Linked DNA regions of Homo sapiens: regions 1 and 2 are each linked to region 3. The links are chromatin loops, found by intact Hi-C in ENCODE. Cell type or tissue: heart right ventricle. All regions are shown on one strand. Each heading gives the region's core, and the rest is flanking DNA. Links, peaks and the distances in the headings are about the cores only. Region 1 has its middle 54 kb from the start of RGCC. Region 2 holds the start of LOC105370175 (a long non-coding RNA gene). Region 3 overlaps VWA8 (von Willebrand factor A domain containing 8).

Evidence for each region. Hi-C counts contacts between places; a loop is a spot of excess contacts. Peaks named below come from ENCODE experiments on the same cell type or tissue, not always from the same donor. Only the 100,000 strongest peaks of a DNase experiment are listed, where the experiment ranks them.
Region 1: a loop joins it to region 3, with 4 times the contacts of the local background. A loop is called at or near these places in 58 of 110 quality-filtered maps.
Region 2: a loop joins it to region 3, with 4 times the contacts of the local background. A loop is called at or near these places in 7 of 110 quality-filtered maps.

What each region holds. Positions count from the first base shown.
Region 1 is chr13:41,398,673-41,409,060 of GRCh38, reverse strand. No RefSeq gene overlaps it. Among named protein-coding and RNA genes, the nearest start is that of RGCC, 54 kb to the left of the region's middle. RefSeq lists enhancers at 6,154-6,448, 6,243-6,778. In heart right ventricle, for the core only: no CTCF peak of the experiment used is centred there; no DNase peak of the experiment used is centred there.
Region 2 is chr13:41,541,846-41,552,233 of GRCh38, reverse strand. The region is part of intron 1 of LOC105370174 (a long non-coding RNA gene); the gene reads right to left. It overlaps LOC105370175 (a long non-coding RNA gene), which reads left to right and starts at 32. Exons shown (of 3, transcript XR_941904.3): 1 at 32-121; 2 at 2,992-3,219; 3 at 5,074-5,348. In heart right ventricle, for the core only: no CTCF peak of the experiment used is centred there; DNase peaks (open chromatin) are centred at 4,613 and 4,683; H3K27ac peaks cover 1,799 bases.
Region 3 is chr13:41,647,004-41,657,391 of GRCh38, reverse strand. All of the region lies in intron 37 of VWA8 (von Willebrand factor A domain containing 8), which reads left to right. Among named protein-coding and RNA genes, the nearest start is that of MIR5006, 84 kb to the right of the region's middle. RefSeq lists a cis regulatory region at 8,841-8,852 and an enhancer at 8,774-8,918. In heart right ventricle, for the core only: CTCF peaks have their summits at 4,229, 4,428 and 7,536 (motif pointing left); no DNase peak of the experiment used is centred there; H3K27ac peaks cover 4,815 bases.

The DNA of each region.
Region 1 (10,388 bases), core at 904-8,903, 250 kb after region 3:
GAATGTCTTAGAGAAGGAAAAAAGATTATTTTGAAACTGGAATATCCTATTGTTTCCAGAAAGCAAAGATGTTTTTTGAAAATGTCTGGAGTACAGCAACTTGGGGTAGGCTCCATCTGCCATGTAATGACAATTTAAGTATCATCATCTTTATATGCAGTGGAAATCAGTGATTCTCAAACCTGAGAGAGTGTCAGAATCCCCTGGAGGGGTTAAAACATACACATGGCTGGGTCCACTACCGGTTTCTGATTCTGTGGGTCTGGAGTGGGGCCCAGGAATCTGCATTTCTAACATGTTCCCAGGTGAAGCTGCAGCTGCTGATCCAGGGTCCACATTTTGAGAACTGGTATCCTAATGGAATTGAATGAGTATAAAGTATCCTAATTGAACTGAATGAGTTTGTGAGCACCTGTAAGTTCATTATGATACTCAAAAGAGAAGAGTCTATATAAAAGTTACAGAAAGGTAGTTATAAAAACATTATTACATATGTTAATATATTTGGAGGTTTGTGTCTCCTCTTAAGTACATGTTGGCTTATAAAGCATAGTTCTTCTGGAATCTGTGTAAGCAATAAGTGAACACACACACACACATATAAATCCACAAGTTAATGAAACAATTCCAGGAAAAGCAGAAACTGTACCAAAAACAGAGAAATCTAATCAGCACCAGCTGTACACTCATAACAAGGTAGAAAGGGATCCAGTTGTCAATCAACACATATTGCATAATAACCAATCAAAATCTTTGTATTCCAAAATGATTAACCAGCCAAATGGCCCAAAGAAGAGAGTTAACTTGGTTCCTCTTCTCCTGGAAAAGAAAACCTCCAAATGATTCATTGTAATGAGATACTCATAAGGCAGTAATGTGTTTTCAATTAAAACATCAAACAAGGTGAATATATCATAATGGCAGAACAATGAGTTTGTCAAAGTCAGCCATTTGAAACCTAAACCAATATAATTTCTGAGAAATATACCAAATTTCAACAAACCAAAATCTGTGAGAAAGTCGACTTAAAATTCCCATTGATTAAATTTTAAATTTTAAATAAAAGTCCCATTGATTAAATTTTAAGGTGCAACTTACGTGTAAAAGGCACTTGGCTAATGACTCAGGTTTTGCCTTACACTGGACTATGAAATCAAATTGAGGTCTCAACCAAGAACCTCACAGATCTTGAAACTGCAGAAGATCTAATTTTTGTTTTGTTTTATTTTTACCTTTATAATCTGATAAGATTATTGCAACTTTAGGGGGAAAAACAGAAATAAAATTGGATCAAATTGCTGTAATTTCAAATATGTAACTGAGAAGGCATAAGGATAAGAATAAGAACAGAGTAAGAATAAAAGCCTGTATATCTGCACAAAGCTAGCTAGCACATGAATGCCGACAGTCGCTATTTATAATAACCAAAAATTGGAAACTACCCAAATATTCAACAAGTGAATGAATAAGAAACTTGTGGTATATCTATAGCATGGAATACCAATGAGCAATAAAAAGGAATGAAGTGTTGATACATGCAGAAACACAGATGAATCACAAAAATATAATAAGCAAAAGAAGCTAGACATAAAAGAGTATTGTAAGATCTTTGTGCTATTTAGTATCTGGTTAAGTCGCTTTTTAGGTGTTTAAAACATTTATGAGAAGTTTGTCTACTGGACTGATGACTTAATCAAATATTTAGAAACATTTATAAGATGACTTTTAGTCAATATTGATAAGTATGAGGGATTATAATTGGTAAAAATTCAAACATTTTTATTTATTATTGTGGAAGTCCTATACACATATGTAAGGGAGTATACACTTTAATGAATAGAGGAATGCTAATTGTTTAAAATGTTTATAGGAATATGCATTGTTACATTAAATAAGGCATAATAGAAGAGAGTGGTCCTCGCTTGCACAAAAGCCTCTTACACATTCAATAATGCATCGACATACATCAGTACAATTCACCCCCCATCTTTGTCAGTATAGGCACATGAATATGGCAGGGCTGTAATCAGTGTTTATAGACCATCTGTGGTGTGTTGTGTCCACTTAATGATTTTTCACATATGTAATTTGACCTGTAGCAATAGCCCGCAGCATTGTCAATTTTTGAGATATTGATAAAGCATGCCTAGTATACCACAGTTTGACAGGTTTTTTTCTCCATCGTGGGCCTTAAGTTCAAAAGCATGGAAGATTTTTGTTACCAACCGTTTCTTTTCTTGCATCGTACACTAGTGATAGCCAGATCCAGCTCAGAATCCCAGCTTCACCCTGTCATAGCCATGTGACCTTGCCCACCTGGCCTTTCCCAGCTTCACTTATCCTACGGTTATGGAGAGGATTACAGAGGCGCTGCAGCGCCGGGCACATAGTAGCCAGATGTGTTGAACCCTAGACCTAACACATAGTTTTCAGATGTTCTTCACTCTCACTAAATATGCTCTTAAGGGCAGCCAAGCCTTTCAATTTGAGTGTGATATTAACAGAGCTTCTGCATAGGTTGCTTTTTATATTCTAGACGTAATCTGCTTTTCTTCTTTGAGAGTTCATTCAAGCTTACATTTTTCATTCCTCAAACCAGTATTCTCCCCACTTTTTTGTTTTTGTTTTTGTTTCTTCACTCCTATGCTTGCCATCTCTGCTACTCCTTCCTGTGGACCTTCTAATCATTTGTGCTGTCTTTTCTATTGGGTACATATATTTTCAATGTTTTCTTTAGGCATAGATTGGTGCATGTATTTTAAACAGAGTTGTATTTTATATACTGTTTATAACCTGTAACCATATGATCAGTTTCCATGTCTTTAAATATTATTTCTCATCATTTTAATAGGTATGTGGATAAACTGCAATTTAATCAGCTCCCCACTTTTTAACATTTAGATTTTTACTTTTTCACTATCGTAGATACACTCTGATAAATATTCTAAGAGCTATATTTTTAGACTCATCTATGATTGTTTCCTTAGAATAAATTTATAGATATTAAATTGCTGGGTCAGAGAAATATATGAAATTCTAAGTCTTTGAGTGTGTATTTTCACATTACCTACAGAAAGATTATACCAAATTATGTTATAGCTGTCTGCAGAAAACATAAGGCAATCTTACCATGTTGATGAATTTTGTGTGGACGCTTTTGTACTGATCAATCTTTAGAAATATTAATATTTTCAGTAAAATATTAACATTATTTCCTGAATATAAATAAAATGCTGAGCTCACATTTTACCAATCTGATACAAAAAGAAGTGAATACTCTCTGAAATGTCACCTTTATTAAACCAGTGCTCTGTAAGGGCACCTTACAATGTGGTACCTGGTGTTTGTTTTTTTAACTTTTTTAATTGATACATAATATTTGCACATATTTATGGGGAGACTTGTTTCATAAAAGCTCATTCAGTTTATTCGGAGATCAGTGTGTGCAGTGACCTGGGGGCATTCCTATCCCCTTGTTGCTCTGATTTGCCTGAGCAATGCCGACTAAGCACTTTGTTTCAACCACAAGGGTCTGGGCTCTGCATAGCTATACCATGCCTTTTAGATTAAATCTGATTTCTTCCTCCAAGTGAATGCTTTACTCTTATAGCCAACAGGGCACAGAGTTCAGAGAAAGAAGATCATGTTCTATAGTGTATTAACACCTTAAAAGCATGTACCCATCTGTTTCCAGTTTGAAAGAAATCAAAGTTAGGCTTATAGAAAATCAGGCACTGTGAATCAATCAATTAATTATTGTTGAGTGTTGACAATGTGCAATAACAAAATTCTTGTTATTACATAAACAAAATCAGAGAGTAAACTTAAAATACATTGGTAAATATTCTACTTTCTTTTAGGTTTAGTTACTTTTTCTGGAATATTGGATGAATGCTGGTTGAATTTTTTTTCCTAGATGCTTATTTTCCCTTAACCTGGAATAAGAAGACCATAAAATATCCTGTTTTTCCTCAAAAGATGCTTTTTAAAATGATGAAATTAAGTGTCTCATCATATAAGTATTGGCCTTATGTGTTTATTCTGTGAAATACCAATTTATGTATTTTGTGTATTTTCCTGTTGAGTTGTGTTCTCTTCTTATTGATTTATAGGAGTTCTTAGAATTATTTTGATATAGAATTTTTGTTAAATGTGATACATCCTCTCTGTTTGTAGCTTATCTTTTGACCTTATTTAACACGTTGTTGATGAACACAAGTTTTTAATTGTTATGTAATGAAATTCATCACACTTCCATTCTATAGTGGGCTTTTTTTGTGTCCAATGTTTAAGAAAGCCTTCCCTACCCTCAAGATCTAAAGATATTCACCACTTTTTCCTTCTGAAAGTTTTAATTGCTTTTGATATTTGAATGGTTAATCCATCCAGAGTTGATTTGCATGTCTGATGTAAGATAGAAATCTAATTTACTCTTCATATGGATAGTAAGTTTCTCCAGTGCCATTTATTGAAGTCCTCATAAATAACTCTGGAAATGCAAATCAAGACCATAAAAAGACACCAATTTACATCCATTTGATTGGCAAAAATTAAGTCTGGCAACACCAAATACTAAAGTGGATAGATGAATAAGATAGCTTAAACATTGCTGGCAAGAGTATAAATTGCTACAACCGCTTTGGAAAACAGTCTGGCATTATCTTGTGAAGTTGACATTCACACACCCTACTACTAACCCAGCATTTCATTCTTTGGTAGAAACCAAGGAAGACGCCGGCATGTGTGCACAAGGAGAGAGAGCCCCTTATGAGAATGTTCACTACAGTGATGTTGATTACAGCAACACATGGTAAAGCCTACACTCTGGAGTCAAGAAGGCCAGATTAATAAATTATGGCATATTCACACTGTGGAATACTATGTAGCAGTGAAGATGAATGAATCACAGCTAACCACAACAATATGAATGACACTTCGTAATAAAAAAAAAAATAAGTGGGGAAAAAGTCCCAGAAGATTATATATGGCATGATATCTGCAATGGACTAAATTTTTGTGCTTCCCCCGCTGCACCAAGAATTCATATGTTGAAACCCTAATCCCAATGTGGGCCTGTGGGAGATAATCAGGTCATGAAGGTAGAGCCCTCTTGGATGGGATTAGTGCCCTTATAAGAAGAGGCCTGAGAGCCAGATAGTGCTCCTTTCACCTTTTGAGGATACAACAGGAAGATGGCAATCTGCAACTCAGAAGAGGGTCCTCCCCAGGGCCCCACCAGGCTGGCACTCTGATCTTGGGCTTCCAGCCTCCAGAACTGTAAGAAATAAATTTCTATTGTTTATAAGCCACTCAGTCTACAGTACTTTGTTATATCAGCCCACACTGACTTTAAAAAAATCTTTTTTATAAAAGTCAAAAGCAATTAAAATTAATCATTATGTTATTGACATGCCTATATGTGTGCTAGAAATATATTTTAAATCAGCAAGGAATAAAACCACAAAACTCAGAATACACTATGTCAGGTGGGCAGAGGTGGAAGGAGCCCAGAACTTGGGGCTCCCAAGCAAGGGCTGTGACGTGCTATAACACTCTCTTTGGGGCTCTGCAAGCTTTCAGGCACCACTGCTTTCCACCTTGCCCAGACACTAGTCTGGATACAAGCAGAAGCCGCTTGTAGTATGTCTGGTCCAGCCGTAGCCTCGCACAAAGGCACTGCCTGTGCCAGTGCCTGGAGCTGCCCACCCTGCTGCAGCTGGCACACCTGGCTGTGCACAGTGGCCAGACCCTGTGATTGCTCATTCACACACTCCCTGCCTCTCTGTGCCTGGCTTGACTTTGGCAGGAGTGGGATCCAGGCTGGTAGCACAAGCCAAGTGCAGCCTGACGGGCCGAGTCGGCAGAACAAACCCAGTGGGTGCAAGCAAAACTCAAGCAGAGGTGCCACTGGCCACAGAGGTTTCCGGCTGGTGAAGCGACATCCTAAGGATCCTGTGACAATCCCAGGAGGCACCAGAGGGGAGCCGGAAGTGACTGTGAAGAGAAGGAAGCTGGTACAGAGTGCCTTACTGAGCACATTACCACTGTGAGAGGCTGGGCCTGAGCTCAGGTAGGAGACTCTGGGAGCTGCTGTGGAGCACTCAAGGCTATCCCACCTGACAGGCTGGGAAGCTGGGGTGTTTATTCTCCAGATCTCCTTTGTCATCCACCTAGGGCTGGTCCCAGGGCATTACCTCCCTGCCCCTCGTCTCCCTCACACTCAGGCAAAGGGGAAGCTCTCCCGGGGACAGACATGTGTATTTACAGTCAGACACCCAACAGCATGTCCTGATATGAGCACTGCCGATAGGAGGTGGGTGGGACACTGAAGCCTCGGCTACCAGGCAAGTCAGGACACGTCCACTTCATTGCTTCTGTCAAAATTGAAGAAGGCGCTACTCAAGTTGTCCACAGATAGACTTTTTAATAAAAGGCGTTTGATGGACATCACTCCATAATTTTTGGCATAAAATTGAGAAAAGTTTTAAATTATTGAATGATATTGATATACAAATTACTTCTAATCTTCTCTGCCTTTTTATTGATTGATTTTTAATATATACTTAAAAATTGTTTTACTGCAGATATTTAAGGTTGACAACATGGGATGTTTTAATATAATGAAGTGGTTACCACAGTCAAGTAAATTAACATAGTCATCATCTCATGTAGTTACCTTTTTTGCATATTTATTGGAATTAAGTTAATTAATATGTATTGATTACAGCTATATCTCTGTAAAAATAGGGATAATAGGAATAAGTGATAGTCATCAGTATGTAATATTTAATCATTGGATACATGAACTAAAAGTTTAAAAGGCCAATAAAATTTTACTTTTACGTTGAATATTTATGAAAATATGTAGTATATTTAACTTGTTTTTAACATGCTTAGAGTCTTATGGCCACTGAAAAAATTTAAATTTCTAATTTCAGTTTACATGAGAATTTTCATTCTGGAGAACCATGTAATTGTGATCAATTAAACAAACGGAGAATTTGGAGTGGAACTATAGGTTTAAGGAGAAAAAATAATGTGACATGTCCTATTGTAATTCAAAAAAACTGAAATCATACCAACCACATTCTCAGATCACAGCACAGTAAAAATAGAAATCAATACTAAGAAAATAACTCAAAACCATACAATTACATGTGTGTAACCAAGCTGTTAATAAAGTGCTTGGTTTTTTTTTTTTTTTAAGGATGATGAATGGGTGGATTTAATGGATGAATTGAGACTCCACTGGATATGGATAAAGAGTGATGTAATTATTTTATTTTAAAATGTAAGTATATGTGGAACCCAGGAAATCACCTCTTTTGCTATTAATCCTATATGCTTAAAATGAAGAAGTTTAAAAGTCACCCCAAAAATATTTTAGGGAATCCACTACTTTAATTCCCAGTCCCAAATTCCTGGAAAGAGGATCTGATTGGCCTAATGTGGACTAGAGAGCTCCCCCTGGTGCAATCAGTTGCGGCCAGGGAGGTGGTGTCACCAGGCTTGCTGCCCATCATAATGAGTCGAGAGTGCATGATCCAAACAGTGCCCAAAGACGAGGCAGGTAGTCCCAGGCAGGCACCCCAAGAAGGCTTCCTACTTAATATGCTAGCGTTTCTTATACATACAACTCCAGTGTACTGATTTTTGTGCTGAAACCATTCTTTTAATATATATAATATATTTTATATATTATATATTTATATATATTTTATATTTATTATTACATTATATATAATATATAATATAATATAATATAATATATATTTATTATTATATATTAAAATATCTATTATATAAATATATTTATATATCAATATAAATATATTTATATATCAATATAAATATATATATAAATATAAATTTATATACAAATATAAATATATATAAATATAAATATATATTAATATAAATATATTTAAGTATATATATAAATATAAATATATATTTATATAAATAAATATATTTATATAAATATATATTTATATATATTTATATAAAAATATATTTATATATATAGATATATATAAATATATTTATATAAATATAAATATATATTTATATATATAAATATATTTATATATAAATATGTATATATATATAAATAATATTAAATATATTTATATATAAGTATGTATATATATAAATAATATTAAATATATTTATATATAAATATAAATATATAAATATAAAAATATAAATATATAAATATATGTATATATGTACATATATAAATATATGTATATATAAATATGTTATATATAAATATGAATATATTTATATAAATATAAATATATTTATATATAAATATGTATACATATAAATAATATTAAATATATTTATATATAAATATAAATATATATAAATATAAATATATAAATATATGTATATATAAATATATTCATATATAAAAATATATTCATATATATAAATATAATCATATATAAATATAAATATATTCATATATAAATATAAATATATTTATATAAATATAGAAATATATATAAATATATATATTTAAATATATAATATTATATATTATAATATATATATTATAAGTATACAATATTTTATATTATAAATATATATATTATACATATTATATATTATATATATTATAAATATATAATATATATTATATATTATAAAAATATAATATTATATAAATATTATATATTATATATATTATGAATATAATAGTATATATTATATATATATTATAAATATATTCATATATAAATATATTCATATATAAAAATATATTCATATATATAAATATAATCATATATAAATATAAATATATTCATATATAAATATAAATATATTTATATAAATATAGAAATATATATAAATATATATATTTAAATATATAATATTATATATTATAATATATATATTATAAGTATACAATATTTTATATTATAAATATATATATTATACATATTATATATTATATATATTATAAATATATAATATATATTATATATTATAAAAATATAATATTATATAAATATTATATATTATATATATTATGAATATAATAGTATATATTATATATATATTATAAATATATAATATTATATATTATAAATATATAATATTATGTATTATAAATATATAATATTATGTATTATAAATATATAATATTATGTATTATAAATATATAATATGTATTATAAATATATGTTATAAATATATATTACGTATTATAAATATATATTATAAATATAAATAAATATGATATATTTATATTATAAATATAATATATTATATATTATATAATATATTAAATATATAGTATATATTATATAATATATTAAATATATATTATATTATAAATATAATATAATAAATATAATATATTATATTATGTTATATTAATATATAATATAATATATTATATTATGTTATATTAATATATAATATAATTATATATTATAAATATATATAATAAATATATATTATATATTATAAATATAATATATATTTTATATATTATATATTATATACTTTATATATTAATATTATATTTTATATATTAATATTATATATAATATTATATATTAATATTATATATAATATTGAATATCATATATTACATTATATATTATTATAGATGTTATATTATATATTATATATCTATTAATATATAATATATGATAATATATTATGTATAACATATTATATATAAATATATAATATTGAATATAATATATAATATTAAATATAACATAATATATATTATATATAATATATAATTACATGTAATATATATTATATATAATATAGTCACAAGCCTGATCAACATGGTGAAACCCAGTCTCTACTAAAAATACAAAAATTAGCCCGCCGTGGTGGAGTGCACCTGTAATCCCAGCTACTCAGGAGGCTGAGACAGGAAAATTGCTTGAACCTGGGAGGTGGAGGCTGCAGTGAGCCGAGTTCATGCCACTGCACTCTAGCCTGGACAACAGAGTGAGACTTCCTCTCAAGAAAAATAAAAAACAACTCTCTTAGGCACATTGATTTGCAGAGATACTTGAGGGTGCCAGCCATGAGGCCAGCCCCTACTGCTTCTGTTTTTCTCTGCACACAGTGAGAAGCAGATCGGGCTCTGTATTTACAGATGGGAACACTCGGAGCGTGAAGTGGCACATGAACCTCTCTCATGACATAAATTTCCTCCTTCCATTCAGGCACTGGCCCAGCGTGTATTTTAGATTCCTTCTTTTGCATCCATCAGCACCTCTACCACTCATTTCATAAGCCAACCTATATTTTGCTCTTATATTTTTAATCTGATTGAGTAATACAGCTACCAGTCTAGGCCAAAATTGGATTGATTTACTTGTGACTATGAGTAACACAACAGAGAATAGAAA
Region 2 (10,388 bases), core at 890-8,889, 100 kb after region 3:
AGCAGCCAGCCAGCCATTCACTGCACAGAGGCCCCCACCAGGCCAGCAGCAGCTGTCACCCTTCTTCAGTCATCTGTTCCTCAGACACTTTTGTGGATAGGGCCCAAGTAACTTGATTAAGGTAAGATGAAATGAGAAATGTTTGCTCCTTGAAAATTGCTAACATCTGTCCTGGCTAGCAGAGCCAGCACTCTTTGTAACTGAGGAAAGAGAATCCCTGAGGAGTCTGGGTGTGGGGACGATGGCACTCCCTGTGCACCCATCTCCCACCTGCCTGCCCCTGGGAGCCTGCAGGGAAGACAAGGCATTGCTGTATGAGGACCTGGACTCGAGTCTTGACTCCACCAGGACTCTGTGTGCCCTTGAGGCAGGTTTGCTGGGAGGAGGAGCTAGAGGATGTGAGCAGGTGCAGCAGACATGAGGTGGTGCTCCATTTGCCCCTGCAAAGACCTCCTTCCTTCCTGTGAGCCCAGAAGGGAGTGAAATGACCCAGCACATGGCCACAACCTGACCTTACGGAGGTGGCCTCAGTGGGTGGGGACGGGTCTGGCTTCAGCGTCTGGTCAGGTGAATGAATGACTTCCAAGAACTGTGCACAGGGAGGTGGTTGGCAGGTGGACCCAGGGCTGGCCCCAGAGAGATATCACTGTGATGCCACTTTATAGCTGATGACATGAAGCCAAGAGGCATCTGAAGATGTTACAATGACCCATTGCTTGTTCAAGTCAGCGAGGACACAGAGAAGGAGCCAGGGATAGCGGTTCTGGCATCTCCCGCGTCTACAAGACGGCATCACCTAACACGGCCGCAGCTTCCCCACTTCTGTGCAGGCTCCAGACTGGGTCCCTATGGTGGATTAATGATGGCCACAATTCCTTGTCATTCTCCCATCAAGAATTTACTTCCCTACCCTGGACCTGAGCTGGCCACAACAGCTCAACCAAAGGAAGGAGGAAGAAGTGACACTGGGCCAGCTTCTGGCTAAGTGTTAAGAAGGCTTCTGGTTCTGCACTTTGAGGAGCCCCGAGCCTCCATGTGAGAAGCCCCCAGCTCCCTTCACCAGAAAGTCTGCATGGAGACACTGCATAGAAAGGCCATATAGGGAGCGAAGGCCTTGAGACCACGTAGACAGGCAGCTGTTCTGGGACCCTGGGAGAGCGACCAGAGGACTCCAGCCCAGGCGCATTCTGCCTGCAACCTCCCAAGAGACCCCAAGTGAGACCAGCCAAGAACTGCCCAGCTGAGCCTAGTCAACCTGCGGAAACATGGCAGGGAATATATGCTTGCTGTTACAAGCCATTAAGTTCGGGGTGGTTTATTACACAGCAGTGGATCACTAAAGACCTCTCCATTGCTGTCTTTAGGTAACTTTCTGCTGCCTTCATCTAAAAGCCAGGCCCCAGAAATCGGAAATGCCCCCCACATCAGAGTCCCTGTAGGGCGTCTCCACAGCATCCCTTGTGGTGCACGTGTCTTCAGGTCACTTCCGACTTTCATATGTCACACAATGTGCAAGTGCAGAGGATGCAGGAGGCACCAGACGGACCTCGAATTGTGAAATCCCAGGAGCCCATCTCCTGGTTCTTGTGGACAGGCTTAAAGCACAAACAAGCCCTCCTGATTCCTTTCATCCTCTTCCCTCTCCTGGGACTGACTCTGATTCAGCCCCTCAGAAGTGCCGTCAGCTCTGGCCGCTCAGTGCCCTTCAGGCCTGGCTTGTGCTCAGGCTTTCAGCCTGGGGCCCATCCCCGGCATCAGGGCAGCTTGGTTCTTGCAACCTCTTGAGTGCAGACTCGGCCTCCTCAAACCCCTGCAAGGCCTCCTGCTTCAGGGCAGCTCTGAGGGGATGGCCCGAGCCGCGTCCTCACCAGCACATCCTGATGGACCCAGCCAGCCTCCAGCCTCCCCTAACCACTGGCACTGGGTCCCCTACCCACCCGTGACAGGAGCCCCACTCTTCCAGATCAACAGGGAGATATTAAAAACTCTCATTCCAAACCAAGTAATTCTCTCCAAAAGAGAACCGGGGCCTCTTCACTCACCTTGGCCCCTATACCATGCCTTGGCCTTGGAGGGACAAGTATGGTTTAACAGATATTTTTATGAACAATTTCAAATGCATGCGAAAGCAGAGACAGATGTAGATCAGACCCCCATGGGCCATCCCCAAGGCTCATGGCCATTCTCGTTTCCCATCGCCTAGCCTCTGTCTCTGCACTCCAGGTTACTCTGAAGTAAATCCCGGCTATCACATCATTTCATTGTAAATATTCAGGCGTGGAGCTCTAGAAGCGAGGACTCCCCTCTTCAACTACAGTGCCATCGTCCACACATTCTGAGAATCTCGTCTGTGCTGGGCCCTGCCCCGAATGCCTCCCAAGTAAGGCCCACTGTGGTATACGCCAGAAATGAGAGTGCAGGGCTGGCCCTGAGGTGTCAGCTCCCCAGTTTTGGATGCTCCATAGAACATGGTAGGTCCAGAAGCCAGAGGAGAGTGAGAGAATCACAAACAGACACGCAGGACAAGATTCCAAAACCCGACTGGACTTGGACGCAGCCACGGTGCCGCTCTGTGCACCGACGCCCCCCCTCTCATCACCTTCCCCACTAGAGCTTCCTGGCCTGGTTTTGGTGTCCTTGGGTGGCCTCAGAGCTGCAGACCCCCTGAAGGTAAAATGGCTTAGTCATTCACTGTCACCCCAAGAATAGTGCACATTCCAGTGAACAGCTGAGCCCAGCAAGGGCCATCTGCCCGTGGCCCATGCACCAATGTCCCTGTACTGCCCTTCTTGGCGCTACCCAGAATGCCTCACTCAGAAGCATCGCGGGACTCCTGGCTTTCCCATACATCTCAAACAGGGACCAGAGCAAGGGAAATAAATACGAGAAATTAAAGTCTGTTTTCATTATGTAGCATTTTGAAAACAAGTTAGCTTGCAAATTCCTAAAACGCAGTAATTATGCCTTTATGCCGTTTTGTGTCTCTCATAGTTTCTATACCAGCATTTCTAACCTTGACACTATGGAATTTCAAGCCAGACAATTCTTTGTTGTGGGAGGCCATTCTGAGCATTGTAGACTTCCTAGTCTGTACCGCCGAATGCTAGCGGCAGCCTTTCTTCTCCAAGCTGCGACAATCAAAAATGTCTGCAGACATTGCCAAATGGCCCCTGGGAGGCAAAGCTACCCTTTGGTTGACAGCTGCTGATCTATACAACAGTAAGTATTGAATTCATTTGTATCTTGATTTATTTCTAATTGTCTTCAGTTCCCTCTGAAAGACATGTTTACTGACTGTGCTAGATAAATTAGAAATGAGGGGGCGACTGAGGATTTTCTCTTTAAGAGCCTCACGTTTGCCTGTCTTAAGGGTTTTGATAAAACTTGCCAGCAGTTTTGTGATCACAATGGCTATTAAGACTTCAAATATATATATTATATTTAAACCAGAAGCAGCTCAACAAAATGAAAACTAAGCAAGTAATTGTGGTATACTGAATAATAAGACTAACTCTTCTTGTTTTACAAAATTTTTTTTTTTTACACGAGATGGTCTCTAGGGTTGGAGACAGAAATAAGTCGACCCACTGTGATGTGTTTCCCATAGACTCTGAGAACTAAGATCATAGTTTTACAGGACTTGACCAAAGATTTTTATCCATTTTTTGGATTTTTTTCTCATTCCATTATTTTTCCTTTTTTATTGCACCCCTAAAAGAGGCAAAACACCCTTCACAATGTCCACATTGCAGCAAAAGCTGTGCGATGATTTACATCTAGCTAAAAAGTTAGAAGTTTCTGGAGCGACCAGTCCTGCATTCCCCTCACTTTTGCTGATGATTTCAGTAGATGGTTTGGCCCTGCCCTGCTATCAAGAAGTTCAGATGTCTTCCTTGAGCTCACAGATGCTGGTGCTGGGGGAAAGGTCCCAGGTTATTGATCACCAGGCCAAGGCAGGCTGGCTGAGTAGCTACAGAGATACTCACCATGGGCCTCAGGGCCGAGGCTCCAGGAACTCAGATCTCAGGCCAGTGCTGTGTGGCCACAGTGCCTGCTGAGGGTGCAGCCTCGCGAATCCTCAGCTACAGTGCAAGGGCTTCCTTATAGACGAATTGTCACTTTAGTAAGCAGAGAGCAGGGCCATGAGGTAATGGACTGAGAACAGGTAGGGCTGGTGAAGAAATAGAGCAAGGAACGGGTATCTGCGGCCCCTTGGAAGAGGCAGCAGAGAGCTCCATGGGAGTGGGAGGCCGGAACAGGGAGGCTGATCTGCCTCCCAAAACTGTGCCTGAGACTGAACCTCTCTCCAGCCCGAAAATAGGCCAGGAGGGCTGGGCTGCCTGTCCCCGCAGCCTCTTTAGGGTGGGGGTGGCAAGAATGTTTCTCTCCAGCGACACATCCAAGCCTCTCCCACGCCACGTTGTCAGCTACTCTGCTTTGAGGCTTAGTTCCAACCCCTCCCAGGAAGGAGGAAGAAAAGACTCATGCCTGAGACCAAGTCCCAGCAGGCATCTCCTTAGGACGGAAGATGGAAATGTTAACCTTTTCTGCTTGCTGAGCAGGCAGTGAAAGGAAGGCTGTTGTGAAGAATAGGACCCTGAGCACACTCTGTGCTTGGGGACATGATGTGCCCTTGACCACAGTGCACAGGGCAGAGGGTTGGAAAGCACTGACCCTTCTGCACAGGGGAGGCATTCAGGGCCCTGGGTTCCCACAGGGCTGGCTGGTCAGTGCCTCACGGGTGCCTAGCTGGGCTGGGAGCGGCCCCCTCTCCCACGGTCGTAAACAAGGCTGGCCTCGGGAGGGGCTGCCCAGGCAGCCGGTACACCCAGCAGGCCGGGCCCAGCTCATTCCACTGCAGCCGTGGGGGCCCTGGGGACTTAAACAGAAGCCCGTGTCTGCTAACAGAGGGAACATTGTTTTCTGGAGTGGGCTGCACTTTTTTCTCCTCTCCCTTCAGAGAGGACAGGGCCATGGAGGCGTGTTTATGTTACTGTTATTTTCAGCTTGGCAAAAATGTAAATGTGAGAGTTCACACTGACAGAAAATCGACAACATTTTCCCTGTGGACAGGTGCGGCTGTCACCCACTGCTCAGGTCCAGGAGGGCAGCTCTCCCAGGGAGGCCAAGGGTCTGGGAAGGTGAGTACACACAGAAGTCGGAAGTAAAGAGCCACCAGCAAAGGTGACCCACCTGGACACCTTCACCACAGCAGCACTGGGCTCTCCCGCGCTGTGCTGTGATGCTGCAACCCAGGCCTCATGTGTCTCCCTGGGCCTGCCTCAATGCGGGCTGCCTGTGGCCTGTCCCCTTGCCTTCTCCAGATAAAAAGTCATTCTGTTCCTGGAGCTTTTGTGGCGTCTCATTTAATCTCCATAACAATAAATTCATTCATTCATTCATTCATTTATTCAACCATCTATCCAGCCATATGTATTGACACTGGGTTCTGGGGTCAGAGAAGCGGACGGCACAGATATGGAGAGAGGAGCTTCTGGGGAAGACAGAAAGTAAACTAACAATTGCAAGAGGGATGGATGAATGGCAGCAACAACAGTACTAACCACTAATTCCCAAGACCTTGTGATGCGCTGGGCATATAGAAGCTCACTGGATCTTCCCCATGCTGATTCAAAGGACTCATTCCATCCCTGCTTTACAGAGAGAGCTGAGTCACTCAACCACAGCCACACGGTTGTTAAGTGGCAGAGCGGAGGGACAGCCCCAGGAATGCCCAAAGCCTGCTCCCCCAGAGGCAGCCCTCGGTTTTCTGAGGCCTGTGGGAGTTTGGGGGCAGATACACACTGAACATCCATCTTGGGGTCGGGGCTGTTTGCAGAACCCCAGCCTGCTGTGCAGGGTCAAAGGCTGGTCCTCTCCAAGTGTAAGCCAGGCCTTAGGGAGAGGCAAACACCACTAACTTGTTCCTGCCCTCCCAATGCTTCGGTCACGCTGGGCCCTCTAACCCCATCCTGCTGGGGAAGAGTCCTAAGGTCCAGGTAGACAGGAAGGACCAGTCTAACCCAGTGCTTCAAGAAGTGACTTAGGCAGCATCACCCATGTGTGGCCAGCTAGTGCCCCAGATCTTTGCCTAAGAGGAGAGGAGGAAAGAGCTTGGCCTGGGAGTTAAACAGCCTTCCCCTGGATCCTCCACCAATAAAGCTGATGAAGCTACTTGCTGCCACTGGCTCAATGGTGCAGGGAGCCGAGGGGGAAGCCAAGGCCTCCAGCCTGGAGTGTGGAGCCTGGCGAACAGAGGCAGGGAACACTGGCAGTCAGGGAGCGTGTGGTCAGAGGAAGTGGGGTCAGTGATTCGGGCTGGAGCTCCCCACGTGGGAGGGAAACTGCATGTCAGAGGGGCAGAGTGTGCATTGAATAGACGTCCCATTTGAACCCAGAAGGAGAAGGTCTTTGTTTGGATCTTCTTGTTAGACAAGTGAGATTAAGAGACTGACCCCACATCTCAAAAAACCAACCATCCAGGGGCACAACCAAAAAAACATAGTCCAACACATCAATCATGGTCAACAGCTGAAAAAAGATGGACGTGTGAAGGGACCAGAAAGGGAGCATGGGGGTTGCTGCTGCGGCCACTGATCCCCAGCCCTCCTGACACTCACCTGGGAAGAGCACGAGGCACTGCTTGGTCCCCATGGCTTGCAGGGCCACCCCCTCCTCCATGTGAAGATGAGATGCAGAGAGGGGCCTTGGCCCAGTGTCCTTTGGAGACTTTGGTGAGAACTTTTTCCTGTGTGTCACTATCTCCACCTTTACCTGACAGACAAAACTAAACCATAAACCACGGCTTTCTCCATTATTAGGCGCCACATGAATCATTCCCACAAACCACATTGGAATCCAAGTGCTGGGAGGATGGGCCCCTGGGCAGGAAAGTACTCAATAATGAGAGAGTCTAGTGGGAAAATATCCTCAGAATCAGGGCTCCTGTTGAACAACTGCTCTAAGAAAGTCATGTGGCGAGGCAGGCAGGGGCACACTGCCCTGTATCCCTGGCATACCAGTACATGTGGCCCAGGGGAGGTTGCAGATGTAGGTATGAGCCTTCAGCCCTCCTCACCTTGCCAGCCTGCTGCTTCTCTCGCATGTTCCTCTCCCATCCCCTTCTGCCGCAGCAGCTGCCCTTGGCCCCACTGGATCTAGGGTGCACACACCAACAATGAGGAGTTCCCTTCAGGACAAGCCCAGGAGAGAAGCCCATGCAAGCTCTGGAAGCAGGCTCAGGGCCCCCCCGAGCACAGTGTTTCAGGACCCCAATGCCCAGAATGTGGCCTAGCAGGGCAAGCATGGTTTCCTATGAGTGCATCTCCTTGGCCCTTCAGCTTCCTCATAATGTGGTTTAGGGCACAGTCAAAGGAGAGACGGAGCACCTTTCTCAAAAAGGGAACCCAGGCAAGGGTCCTATTGCCTGACTTTAATGGTGATGCCATCTGTGTGGACAGGTGTGTGTGTGTGTGTGTGTGTGTGTGTGTGTGTGTGTGTGTGTCTAGTTCTCTCCGTCTCTCATGCATACATGCATAGTCTGAGACCCAGTTAAGAACCAAGAAGCAAACAAGTCTTCATTCAACAGAACTTTGCTTAAGCAAAAACTATACCATGGCAGGATAGGTTATTCCATCCTCACTCAAGTTTTGCTTTTTATATCTCACCTCTGGTGGGAAAGGGGACTTTTTATCATTATTATTATTATGTGACATCAAAGTTATGCCAAGAATGATTCACATTTGTGAGAATCTGTTTGCTGCCACATCTCCACTATGGTGACATAACCACCATCACCTTCCCAGGAAGCGGGAGGATCAAGTTGCCCAGCACAGGACACAAATCATGAATGGGTCACTCATCAACCTGGGGCTGGAGAAAGAGAAAAGGACACCCAAGGGGAACAGGTATGAGCCCGAGGCAAACAGCGAAGATGTTTTCAGCCTCCCTGCTCTGTCCTTTCAAGCAATGGTCAGGTCAGGTACAGCCACAAGAGGAGATGCAAGAGAGGCGCAGGACAATGAAGTCCATTACACTCACAGGCTCCAGAAAGGGGGTCACCACATACCAAGCAGGACCACAGGGGAAGCACCAGTGTTGGTCAGGAGGCAGAACGCAGGGGTGCAGGATGAGCTTGGACCACGGCCTTTGTTGGAGTCTCCTTGGGATAGCCAGGGTGGGGTGAGCAGCTTAAGATGGGCTAGAGTAGATAATTTTGAAGGGTTTTGGGCTGTCAGGGCGGTCTCCAGCTGCCTGGCACCTGGCCCTGGGGTGATTAGGCAGAGGAACATAGCCTCCTGGGGTATGCGGGCCAGATGGATGAGGTATGCCCTGGGTTGGGTAGTTTGCATATCAAAGGCATGCCCTCTTGCTGTCTCTAAGGATTGACTAGCTCCAAAGAGCCAGTGTCTCCCCAGCCAGAAAGGGTTTTTTAAGATGTCAAAATATAATAAACTGTGTGCGATGGTGCGTGCCTGGAATCCCAGGTATTCAGAAGGATAAGGCAAGAGGATTGTTTGAGCCTAGGAGTTCCAGGTTGTAGTGCACTATGTTTGTGCCTGCAAATAACCACTGCACTCCAGTCTGACCAATAAAGCAAGATCCCATCTCTAAATAACAAAATCAGTTCCCTTGACTCCAAGCATCTTTGCGATCAGCTCCAAAAAAGCAGTCTCTTTCTGGAACTGGACAGCTCCTGAGGCTCCTCCCGGTGGCATGGAACTGTGGCAGGGTTAACAACCTCAGGCCGACCCTCCTGAAATTGTGTCCAGAGTTGGTTCCTTCTGGTGGGTTCGTGGTCTCGCTGACTTCAGGAATGAAGCCGCGGACCCTTGCAGTGAGTGTTACAGCTCTTAAAGGTGGCTTGTCCAGAGTTTGTACTTTCTGGTGGGTTCATGATTCTTGCTGACTTCAGGAATGAAGCTGCAGACCCTCATGATGAGTGTTACAGCTCATAAAGGTAGTGCAGACCCAAAGAGTGAGCAGCTGCAAGATTTATTATGACGTGTGAAAGAACAAAGCTTCCACACCATGAAAGAGGACCCCAGTGGGTTGCTGCTGCTGGCTCAGGTGGCCAGCTTTTATTCCCTTATTTGGCCCCTCCCATGTCCTGCTGATTGGTCCATTTTACAGAGTGCTGATTGGTCCATTCTACAGAGTGCTGATTGGTCCATTTTTACAGAATGCTGATTGGTGCATTTACAATCCTCTAGCTAGACACAGAGCACTGATTGGTGCGTTTTTACAGAGTGCTGATTGGTGCATTTACAATCCTTTAGCTAGACACAGAGCGCTGATTGGTGTGTTTTTACAGAGTGCTGATTGGTGCATTTACAATCCTCTAACTAGACGGAAAAGTTCTCCAAGTCCCCACTGGACCCAAGAAGTCCAGCTGGCTTCACCTCTCAAAATCACTGGCAGAACTCAGAACTGAACCAACACTAAACACAGGCACCTGATGCCCTCCTTCCCACTTGCTCTTCAAGTTGAGGTGCTTACGCCAAGTGAGCCTGACGTTATGACTCCAGACAGTGTCAAAACCATGTCAGCAGTTTTGTGGGACAGAAAAAGATGGTTGCTCTCTCTTTGCCTGTGGCCCAGCGAGTCCTCAGAGACTGTAACAAAGACAACAACACCACGAGGCTCAAGGGGCACCGCATCTCCTGCATCTGCCAGGCCGAGAGCAGCTGGAGGAAGCCTTTTCCCAGCCTGTCACCGGCCACCATGGAGAGAGACCACAGTGACGCATCTCGCTGGTGGACCAGGGGAGGGGAGCCAGCCCCACCTGCCTACCAGCAGCAGGAAAGAACACATCCGACAAGGAGGGGCAGCAGGGCTGCTTGCAGAAGACACTCTTGTGTATTCAGTGGGTTGTCCCCCAAGGCCAAGTAGGCACCGTCAACACGGATCTGGAGGCATTGCTCAGGACAACCCCAGGAGAGTTGACCTGCATTGAATGGAAGTCGAATGATGAGAAACCAGCCAGTCCTGCTGGCCATCCCTTCTTCACAACCATACCTGCCACCTGCTCTTCCAGCTTGCATGTGACAAGGCCCTGTGGTGAAGACTGGGAAACACACCTGCTGTGGCACAACTGTTGTATTAGTTTCAAGCAGATTACCTTCAACATCCCCACATACAATGAAATCATCTTCGGTCATAATGAAATGAAATGAATACTAATGGCCAGAGAAATTAGTAGCAGGATTGAACTTTGTATATATAATTTTGCCTGTAAAAACTTTTTAATAAAAGCAAAATAAATATTACAATACAAAAATTAAAAAGTCATGGATTAATCATTACCCTAATGTGTTTTTTTTTAAGTGGGGGCATGCACGAAGAAACACTTCCAAAAGAGTGAACTCCAAAGCTTTAGAGACTGGCTC
Region 3 (10,388 bases), core at 1,322-9,321:
TTATTAGGAACATAGAATATGACAAAAATTCAGCTCACAGTAACTTAAACTACAAAAGGAAATTTATTGGCTCAGAAACCTAGAAGTCTCAGGGCCTGGCGCTCAACACATGGCACAGGACCCAGCCTCTCTCCTCTTGGCTCTGCTTTTCTCGGGGGTGGCTTCATTCTCACACAGTCGTTCTCCATCAGGTGGCAAAGATGGTCCTGGTAGCACTGGGTAATACATATGGTTCTTCCAGCTGGCAACCTCAGCCAAAGGGGCATGTCTCTCCGTGTAATTTCAGCAGAAGTCCTCAGGAGTGCTTAAATAGGCTGGTGAGGTCACATGCCCTGAACCCATCACTGTGGCCAAAGGGATGGCATACTTTGATTGGTCAGACCTGGGCCATGTCTCCACCCCTAGAGTTTGGAATGAGAAGGGACTGAATCAGTCACACCTGAAACATGAAGTTAGGAAATAAGGATGGGAGGGGAGCACCCCAGAAGAAATGCTGGATGAACAACACGCATGACCATGTGATTTTTATTTTTATTTTTATTTTTTAGTGGTTTTGACAGCAAGAGCCAGCTCCTTCCAAGTGATAGCTAATGATCTTTCCTCTAAGTTAGGACTTCTTGGAGTCCGGGACTTCAGATTTACTTGAATTGTCAGATTTATTGTTTTGCACTCAACAAGACAATCATGAAGCATGATCCTTACCTAATATATGGTAATTAGGCCAATGGTGATATAGTATCCATTAATTTTATCTTCCATTTAATTCCTTGGATGAATAGCTCAGAAATATATACTTGGTTTTCTAATTATACAGAGAGCAGAAATAAATACTCTCTAGTCCAGTCTAATTCATATGAGACTTTCCAGTTGCTGGGGTTCTGAATGAAATTCGTCAAGTCTTCCTTGACAGTGTTCTGGTAGCATAACAGTGGGAATCCCCTTACCCCCCAAGAAAAAGAGCTCACTCATATTGGATAATTTTTATTATTTTTTTCTTCGGGATGTTTGTTTTAAGAGGGGAATACAAAGCTGTTGAAGGGCCTACATTTCACGTTGCTGGTGAGGGCTGAATAATCCTTTCCATAAAGAACATCTGTAGAACCCTCGTAGGAAAATCTGAAACTTAAATAGGTTTTGCACAAGCCAAAGAGGAAAGTGCTGCATTTGATTGTAAGTCATCATTCCCTCAACTGCTCTGCCTTCATATTTACATATAAGTCATTACTCAGAAAGAGAAAAATCTGACACAATATCGGAAACAAGTTCATGTGTTCCAGTCTGCTTCGGGTTACTCTCAACAATCTGTAAGGACTATTTCACAGCAGTAAATAGTCGCCATTATTGTAATTATGACTCCCTTAGTCTTAAAATAACAATGTTTCTTCTTTTGTAGCCCATAATTATTTCGAAGTTTAAAAATCAGATGTACATCTCTTTTGTGCCTCTGGTTTGATGGTAGGGAAGGCCTCTGACTGCTTTCAAGATAAAACAGGAACATACTTTAAGATTCTGAATATAGCTCCTTCTCACCTAAGCCCAGCTCAAGAAATATTTAGATAGATAGATAGACTATACAAATGTATTTTCAATACTTATTTATATAATATGGCTTCTCTAAAATTGCAATAGCATTTCCTTTACAGGACAGGTCTTGATTCTTCAACCTCTGAGGAAGATATCACTAATATCTTCTAATCTTTGGCGAGTTTAAAAGGAGCATATGTTCACCAAGGGCACTTGCTGATAAAAATAATAGGAAAAAAAACTCATTCCATCACCAGAGTCTTAAATCCAAACTCTATAATTTCTGTCCCCAGATATAATGTAACCATTTTTTCATAAAATATAATTACATTGTTAAAACCTTTTACTTTCTCTCTCTCTCTCTCTCTCTCTCTCTCTGTCTCTCTGTATGTGTGGATATATATTATATATCTACATTATTTTTCGTGAACCACTTAAATGTGAGTTGTAGACATGATGCCCCATTACCTCTAAATACTGGCTGGGCGTGGTGGCTCACGCCTGTAATTCCAGCACTTTGGGAGGCTGAAGTGGGCGGATCAACTGACGTCAGGAGTTTGAGACCAGCCTGGCCAACATGGCGAAACCCCATCTCTCCTAAAATATAAAAATTAGCTGAGCATGGTAGCACATGCCTGTAATCCCAGCTACTAGAGAGGCTGAGGCAGGAGAATTGCTTGAACCCAGGGGGCGGAGGTTGCAGTGAGCCAAGAGCATGCCGCTGCACTCCATCTTGGGCCACGAGCGAGACTCTGTCTCAAAAAAAAAAAAAAAAAATTTCAGTTTTTCCTCACAAGAGCATTCTCCTAACGTAACCAACAACACAGACCTCAAAATCAGGAAGTTAACATTGATATAGCATTAATGTGTAACCCACAGACCTTATTCAAATTTCAGATGTCTCAATAACATCCTTTATAGAAAAAGGAAGCAATTGCAGATCATGTATTACATTTACTTTACATGTCTCTTTGGTGTCTTTCAATCTGAACAGTTCCTCATCTTTCCTTGACTTTCATGACCTTGACATTTTTGAAGACTTATAGGCCAGTGATTTTGTAGAACATCCCTCAGTCTGGGTTCATCTGATGTTTTCTGTTTTTAGATCCAGCTTACGCATCATTGGCAGGAACATCACAATAATGCTGTGTTCTCAATGTGTCCTGTTAGATCAGGAGTCCCCAGTGCCCCAGGCCCACACAGCAAGAAGTGAGGAGCTGGCAGGTGATCATCATCACCAGAGTGCTGTCTCCTGTCAGACCAGCAGCTCGCCAGCAGCAGTAGATTCTCACAGGAGCGTGAACCCTCTTGTGTGAACTGTGCATGCGAGGAATGTAAATTGTGTCCTCCTTATGAGAATCTAATGCCTGATGATCTGACGTGGAACAGTTTTATCCTGAAACCATTCCCTCTACCCTGTCCCTGGAAAAATTGTTCCACGAAACCAGGTCCTGGGGCCAAAAATGTTGGGGACTGCTCTACTAGGTGACACATGATGTCAATTTGTCCCATTGCTGGTGATGTTAACTTTGAACATTTGGTTAGGGTGATGTCTCCACTGTGACATTACTATTTTTTCCTTTATAATGTGTTTTGTGGGCATATATTTGAAGATGATGTGAATCTTGTTTCATCAAACTTTCATCCATTAATTTTATCATCTGTTCATGATTCTTGCTTGAATCAGTTATTATCACTATAGTTGCAAAGTGGTGATTTTTCTGATTCCAGTATTCCTTTGACATTTATTAGTTGGCATTCTAAGGTAACAGAGTGTGTTCTCTTCTCCCTTTGTGTGTGTGTTTGTTTTTATGAGTCAATTTTTGTTTTTGTTGCAATTGCTTTTGGGGACCTAGTCATAAATTCTTTGCCAAGGCTGATGTCCAGAATGGTATTTCCTAGTTTTCTTCTAGGTTGTTATAGTTTTAGGTCTTAGATTTAAGTCTTTAATCCATTTTGAGTTTATTTCTGTATGTAGTAAAAGGAAGAGGTCCAGTTTCAATCTTCTGCATACGGCCAGCTACTTATCCCAGCACCACTTATTGAGTAGAGTTCTTTCCCCATTGCTTGTTTTTGTTGACTTTGTCGAGAATCATATGGCTATAGGTGGGCAACTTTGTTTCTGGGTTCTCTATTCTGTTCCATTGGTCTATGTGTCTGTTTTTGTACCAGTATGGTGCTGTTTTGGTTACTGTAGCCTTGTAGTATAGTTTGAAGTTGGATAATTTGATGCCTCCAGCTTTGTTCTTTTTACTTAGGATTGCTTTGGCTATTCAGGCTCTTTTTTTGGTTCCATATGAATTGTAAAATAGTTTTTTCTAATTCTATGAAGAATGCCAATGGTAGTTTGATAGGAATAGTATTGAATCTATAAATTGCTTTGGGCAGTGTGGCCATTTTAACAATACTGATTCTTCCTATCCATGAGCATAGAATGTTTTTCTATTTGTCTGCGTTATCTCTGATTTCTTTCAGCAGTATTTTGTAGTTCTGTAATTTGTAGAAATCTTTTATCTCGCTGATTAGCTGTATTCTTAGGTATTTTATTCTGTTTGTGGCTATTGTGAATGGGATTGTGTTCTTGATTTGGCCTTCAGCTTGGACGTTACTGGTATATAGAAATACTACTGATTTTTTTACATTAATTTATAACAGGCAGTTTTATTGTGAACAAGCCCTAAGGAAAACATCCATTATAATCTATCAATCTCATTAAAGATTTGGTCAGAGATAGACAAGTAATCTTTGCTCTGTGCAATGGCTAGGACCTAAAATAATGTAATTATAGTGAATTTGTATTATGTTATTTGACATCTATCTATCTTGTTACATTTAACCATTAACTTTAAATAGCTCCAGATTTTTCTTGTTTGTTTGACTGGAATTATTATTTCCACTGACCACAGGAGGGTGTCGGTGAGCTTAGAACAGGAGTATTTCAAATAAATACTGGAACTTCAACAACTAATGACAAATTCTTGTCATTTCACTATATTTGGAAGTTGTAATATAAAAGCATCGTCACTAGGCTAGCCAGAAATCTTGAGTCAATGTCCTTTCTATCAGAAGATCTTTTGGCTATCAAATGAAAGGCTTTTATGAAAGAATTCAGAAATTTTAGTGAGGTATTGTAGCACAGAGAAATTTCCTCTGACTAAAAATTAAGAAACCCAAATCCTCTTTCTGGTTCCATCACTAGTTGGTTTTAAGTAGTCATTTCACCTCTCTGGGCCTTAATTTCTTTTTTTTTATAAAATAAGGTAGATTGTAAGCTCATCCTTCAGGTCCTTCCACAAAAGGCAACAATGAATACAGGGTCTAAAACTAAAAGATACACATCAAAGAACTTCTCCATTGTAGTGATTCTTCTTTTAATTAACTGCTGAGTATGTGCTAGCTGCTTCTGATACATTCTCTCACATGATCATTACAACCACCATTTCAGGTGTATATATTATTGCTCCCATTCTGAGGTTGGGAGTAAGTAATTTGTCCAGGCTCACTCTGCTAACAAAGAACAAAGCTGAGATTTCAGCCTAGGTTTATCTAACTCAGAAGCCCGTGTTTGTATGCCTCTTCCCCATGTGGCTTCCCTAGGACCAAAAGATTAGTTTTAATGGAAGTTGTGCCCTTAGAGAAGAAAACAGATGTCTCTGCTTAGTAGAATTTAGACTAAATGCTTATAGGTGCCAGACAGGCAATGTGGATGGGGACACAGGCCAGGAGGGTCTCAGGTGAACAGGAAGTTGTGCCCCATATAGGAAGGCAGTCACTACCTAGCTGTTGCCATGTGAGAATCTGGCCCCAATTTGGCCTTATCCTCCCATTTTCAAGAGAAGACCAAAATCTAGATTTTTAAGTGAAATCTCATTAATTTGAAATTTTAGCAGCAAATTCAGAATGTTTCACACTGGGAGTAATGACAGTACACACATTTGTGGGATGGCAGGACCTGCTGATATCTCTTTTCTCACACCAGGGTGGAGCAGGATTGAGAAATGAAGCCCCATTCTCTTCCAGGCTTTCCTGTGTTGCTAAATTTGCTTACAAGCTCTAGAAGAGTCCCTTAGGTTCCCTAAGCAATTAAAACAGGGACTGGCAAATTGCACCACCTTTTTCTGTAGGCCCACAAACTAAGATTTTTTTGGAAAAAAAACTTTAACAGTTGGAAAAAATCAGTTGATAAAAATAATTATATTTCATGGCATATGAAAATTTTATGAAATTCAAATTTTGGTGTCCATAAAGTTTTATTGAAACACAGCTACACTCATTCATTTATGTATTGTCTGTGTCTGCTTTTGCACTACAAAGGCACAGTTGAGTAGTTGCAACAAAGACCATATGGCCTGTAAAGCCTAAAATATTTACTACGTGGCTTTTTATAGAAAAGTTTGCCAACTCCTGGTTTGGAATACAAAAGCCAAAAAGATGGGCAGTCTACCTCTGCTTTCTACACTATTATATTCTCACTCTAAGATAATTTTTTTAAATGGAATCTCCTGAAATCAGAGGGAAGGAAAGGGGGAAAATAAAGGAGATACTGTCCAAAGCAATTTACAGATACAATGCTATTCCTGTCAAACTACCAATGTCATTTTTCACAAAATTAGGAAAAGCTATTTTACAATTTGTATGGAACCAAAAGAGAGCCTCAATAGTCAAAGCAATCCTCAATCCTTTCCCCATTGCTTTTTTTTTTGTTGGCTTTGTCAAAGATCAGATGGCTGTAGGTGTGTGGCTTTGTTTCTGGCTTCTCTCACATGTTCCATTGGTCTATGTATCTGTTTTTGTACCAGTACCATGTTGTTTTGGTTTCTGTTTATATTTATTACGCATTTTATGAGTGACAAAGCAAAATCCTCTGGTTGTAAGAATGAGAAGAATGAAGCTAAAGCAGTGTCCACACACCCCTTAAATATGCCTTATCAGACCCCACACCTTCACTCACATTGGCCCCTGCCTGGAATGCCCATACACACTCCTGTGTCTCTTCCTTTAAGGCTGCATGCCAATGTCTCCCTAAGCCCTCCTTGGATGCAGCCTGTCTACCCTCAGCAAAACACATCCCTCCCTCCTCGGCATCCCTATGCCTTGATCATGCTGTGATCTCTGACTTTGACATGTGTCAGAAGGGCAAGTTCCCCCAGAGCAGAGTGTATGTCCCACTTAGGCTGGCACCCCCAGCACCCACCTAGGAGCCTGACACCTGGTCAGATTTCAATAAATTCTTGATGAATCAGTAAATCAGTAAATGGATGTACAATTAATTTGGCTATTTAAAGCTTTTACGAGGTCCCTCAGAGGGATGATAAAACTGGAGAATCCTTTGGAGTTTTCCAGGCTGAGCCTTTTGTATCTGTAAATGAGCTCACTCTTCACTAGTGACTATTGCCTAGGTTGGCAAAGAATCAAATAGGGATCAATCCCACCCTGGTTCATGTTTCTACGCTTGTTAGTTTGTGGCTATGGAATAAACACCTCTGAGCCAGGTAGCCAAAACCAAGTTTGATTCCAAGTTCTATCCAGTGATCTTAGGCTATCATTTAACCTCTCTGAAGCTCCATTTCCCCATCTGTAAAATAGAACTGACTATAGCAGCTACCTCACAGGATTGTTGTAAAACCCAAATGAGATAACATGTTCAAGCATTTTGTGAACTGTAAAGTAGTATATAAGTATACAATATTATTATTTATGATAATAAATCTGTACAATAATAGAAAGATTATAGATTTCTCCTATTATCTATTATAGATTAAAGATTATATGGTGAACTAATTTTAAAATTTATAAAGAGCTACCGAATTAACTTTAAAATTTAGAAAACTTGTTGAGTATGTATAATGACCCTTTGAAGGGGAGGGGCTAATACTAGGTTCATAACTTAACGTAAATTACAATGAACAATCCAAGGAATTAGATTATTTCCCGTCCCAGCCAGCTTTGTAAAGGCACAACACGTGTTGCAGTGATCACTTAAATTTGTACCTAACTTGTGCAAGCTACCCCTGGTGGTGGAATGCTGCCCTTCTCAGAGTGAGGCTGAATGTGGGCCTAAAGTATCCAGCATATTTTCTTCCAACTCTGAAATTCTGTGGCTTAGGTCTTGTTACTAGAAGTGAATTCTGTTTCACCATTACCAGATATTATAAAGTTAGAGGTGCATTTCAGTAGAAAAAAATAACATTCTCCCCTCACCCCCCAGCAATAAACCTTTGGAAATGAAAAAACAATCAACTTGTGATGAATACTAACAGTACTAAACAAAAATGATCAATACTCAAAATACTAATGGAAAAATCTACTCTAATCAAAATGATTCACAAAGAAACACGAAGTAAAACTACCTCACCAGAAATACAGATAATATTATTATCTGCCTGACTATAATTCATATATTATTCATCTAATACAGCAAATAAACCTATTTATTCCTTTGCATTTTACTATAGGACATATTCTTGTCATTAAATAATTACTAGTGTTCATTTTACAATTATTAAAACTAGGAGGTTTGTAAAGAGTAAAACTTTAAAGTAGGAAAAGTTAAATATTTATTTTAGCTAACTGATATCTCATAATTCCTTTTGGTTTAAAATATTAATATTCCTTTTTTGTAATCATAATGAAATCTGTTTAAAGAAATCTACTGCCCTATGTTTTTGTTGTTGTTATTGTTGTTGAGACAGAGTGTCCCCCATCACCCAGGCTGGACTGCAGTGGCGCAATCTCAGCTCACTGCAACTCCGCCTCCCGGGTTCAAGTGATTCTCGTGCCTCAGCCTCCCAAGTAGCTGGGATTACAGGCACCCCCCCACCACGCCCAGCTACTTTTTGGATTTTTAGTAGAGACGAGGTTTCACCATGTTGGCCAAGCTGGTATCGAACTCCTGGCCTCATGTGATCCACCCGCCTTGGCCTCCCAAAATGCTGGGATTACAGGCATGAGCCACCGTACTCAGCCCCTATAAGTTTTAAATTCTTAGGCTAAATGGAAACCATTAGCCTAATATTTTAAACTATCTCTTAAAGCATTTCTTTATTCCTGAAGACTCTAAGCATAAATGATGCTGCTTATAATTTATGACATTAATTGCCTTTAGCAGTACCGTGCTTCTATGTGTTATTGTTGCTATTATGAAGGTAATTATAATTGTATGTCTCCTGAGAAGATGAAAAAGTTTTTGTAGGTCTGTATGTAAAGTATTTGAAGAAAAGATTATTTTACGGCCCCGTCAAAAGTAGCTTCAAGCAAGAGCTATTGTTCAGGACCTTTTATAGACATAGATGAAATTCCTTTTGCCATTTGAACAGTGTTTACATTCGGGAAAGTTCACAGTTAAGTCTTTGACATACTGTGAAAGGATCTTTTGTTCTCTACAAAAACATACTTCCTCATCCTTTGAGTCACCTTGTTTTTATTCCCTTGTTTACTTTTCTGGGGAAATAATGCCCACCTCCCAAGTAATGTCAAGGGAAGAACTATTTCAGAAATCTAAGTTGTTCTGTATGAGGAAAGAGGGCTTGGATTTTGGCAGAAAAAAATCAGAAATATTTTTAAAACCTGAACCAGATAAATAATGTAATCTCAAGCTTCCAAAAATTATTTGGGTAGGGTTTTTTCCAATGCTAAAAAAAGGAAATCTTTTTTTATCATCATTATTACCAGTGATCAGATTCAGGAAGTGTGAGACACTTTACTGAGGGGACTACCGACACCGTCCAAAGGCATTTTTCTATTGTGTTAGGAAAGCTCTCCTCTGCTAACTACGTTGATTCTCCAAGACATGCATCATTTAATATTTTCTCCTAGGTGGTGGGTTTTATGATGAGCTTAGGCTTTAGTCAGTCAGACTTGAATTCTTTTTTTTTTTCCTGAGACAAAGTCTCGCTCCTTCGCCCAGGCTAGAGTGCAGTGGTGCGATCTTGGCTCACTGCAACCTCTGCCTCCCGGGTTTAGGCGATTCTCCTGCTTCAGCCTCCTGAGTAGCTGGGATTACAGGCATGCGTCATGATACCAGCTAATTTTTGTATTTTTAGTAGAGAAAGGGTTTCACCATATTGGCCAATCTGGTCTCAAACTCCTGACCTCAAGTGATCCACCCACCTCGGCCTCCCAAAGTGCTAGGATTACAGGCATGAGCCACTGCACCTGGCCCAGACTTGAATTCTTTTAGCGATGTATATTTATCAGTAAATAATGTGACTGATTCTACTCATGGTTTCAAAGCTGATTTTGAAGGGAAAAAACCATTGCTGTTTTGTGTATCAGCATATGCCCAATGCTAGCACAGTGCCCTGAACTTACTGGACACTCAGTAAGCATTTGTCAAATGAATGAAATAAATATATATGCATTCAGAGTGACAATGTCAAATAACAACCTTTTAAAATTCTTTTTATTTTTTTCAAATAAGTCTTTTAAATGAACACATTCTAATGTATTTAAGAAAATCTTATTTGTTTGTAGATATGCTCTGTGTGTTAATGTAACTGTTCATTTATCCTTACCTAATATGCATAAGTGGAAGATTACTTGTAGTTTAGGGATTATATTCAAACCCTTCTTTAGTCACGCTAAACCTGACACATCCAGAAAATGTCTCCCAAAAGCTTCTGATCCTCATTTATATCCTAAGTTTTACCACAGGCAGGCCATCAAAGTCAGTGATCTTCATGTTCTGGGGCATTTCCATTGGAGCTCTTTTTTTCTGTGTAAATGATAAACAGAGATGTACTTTACTGCTACTGTTAGTAAAGCTGTGTGTGTAATATGTGAGGAAAAGGTAAGGTACTGAAGCCTGCCCATCACTGTTAAGTATTCTACATGTATCTCTCCATTTTCTCTTTGTAGCTTCCTAT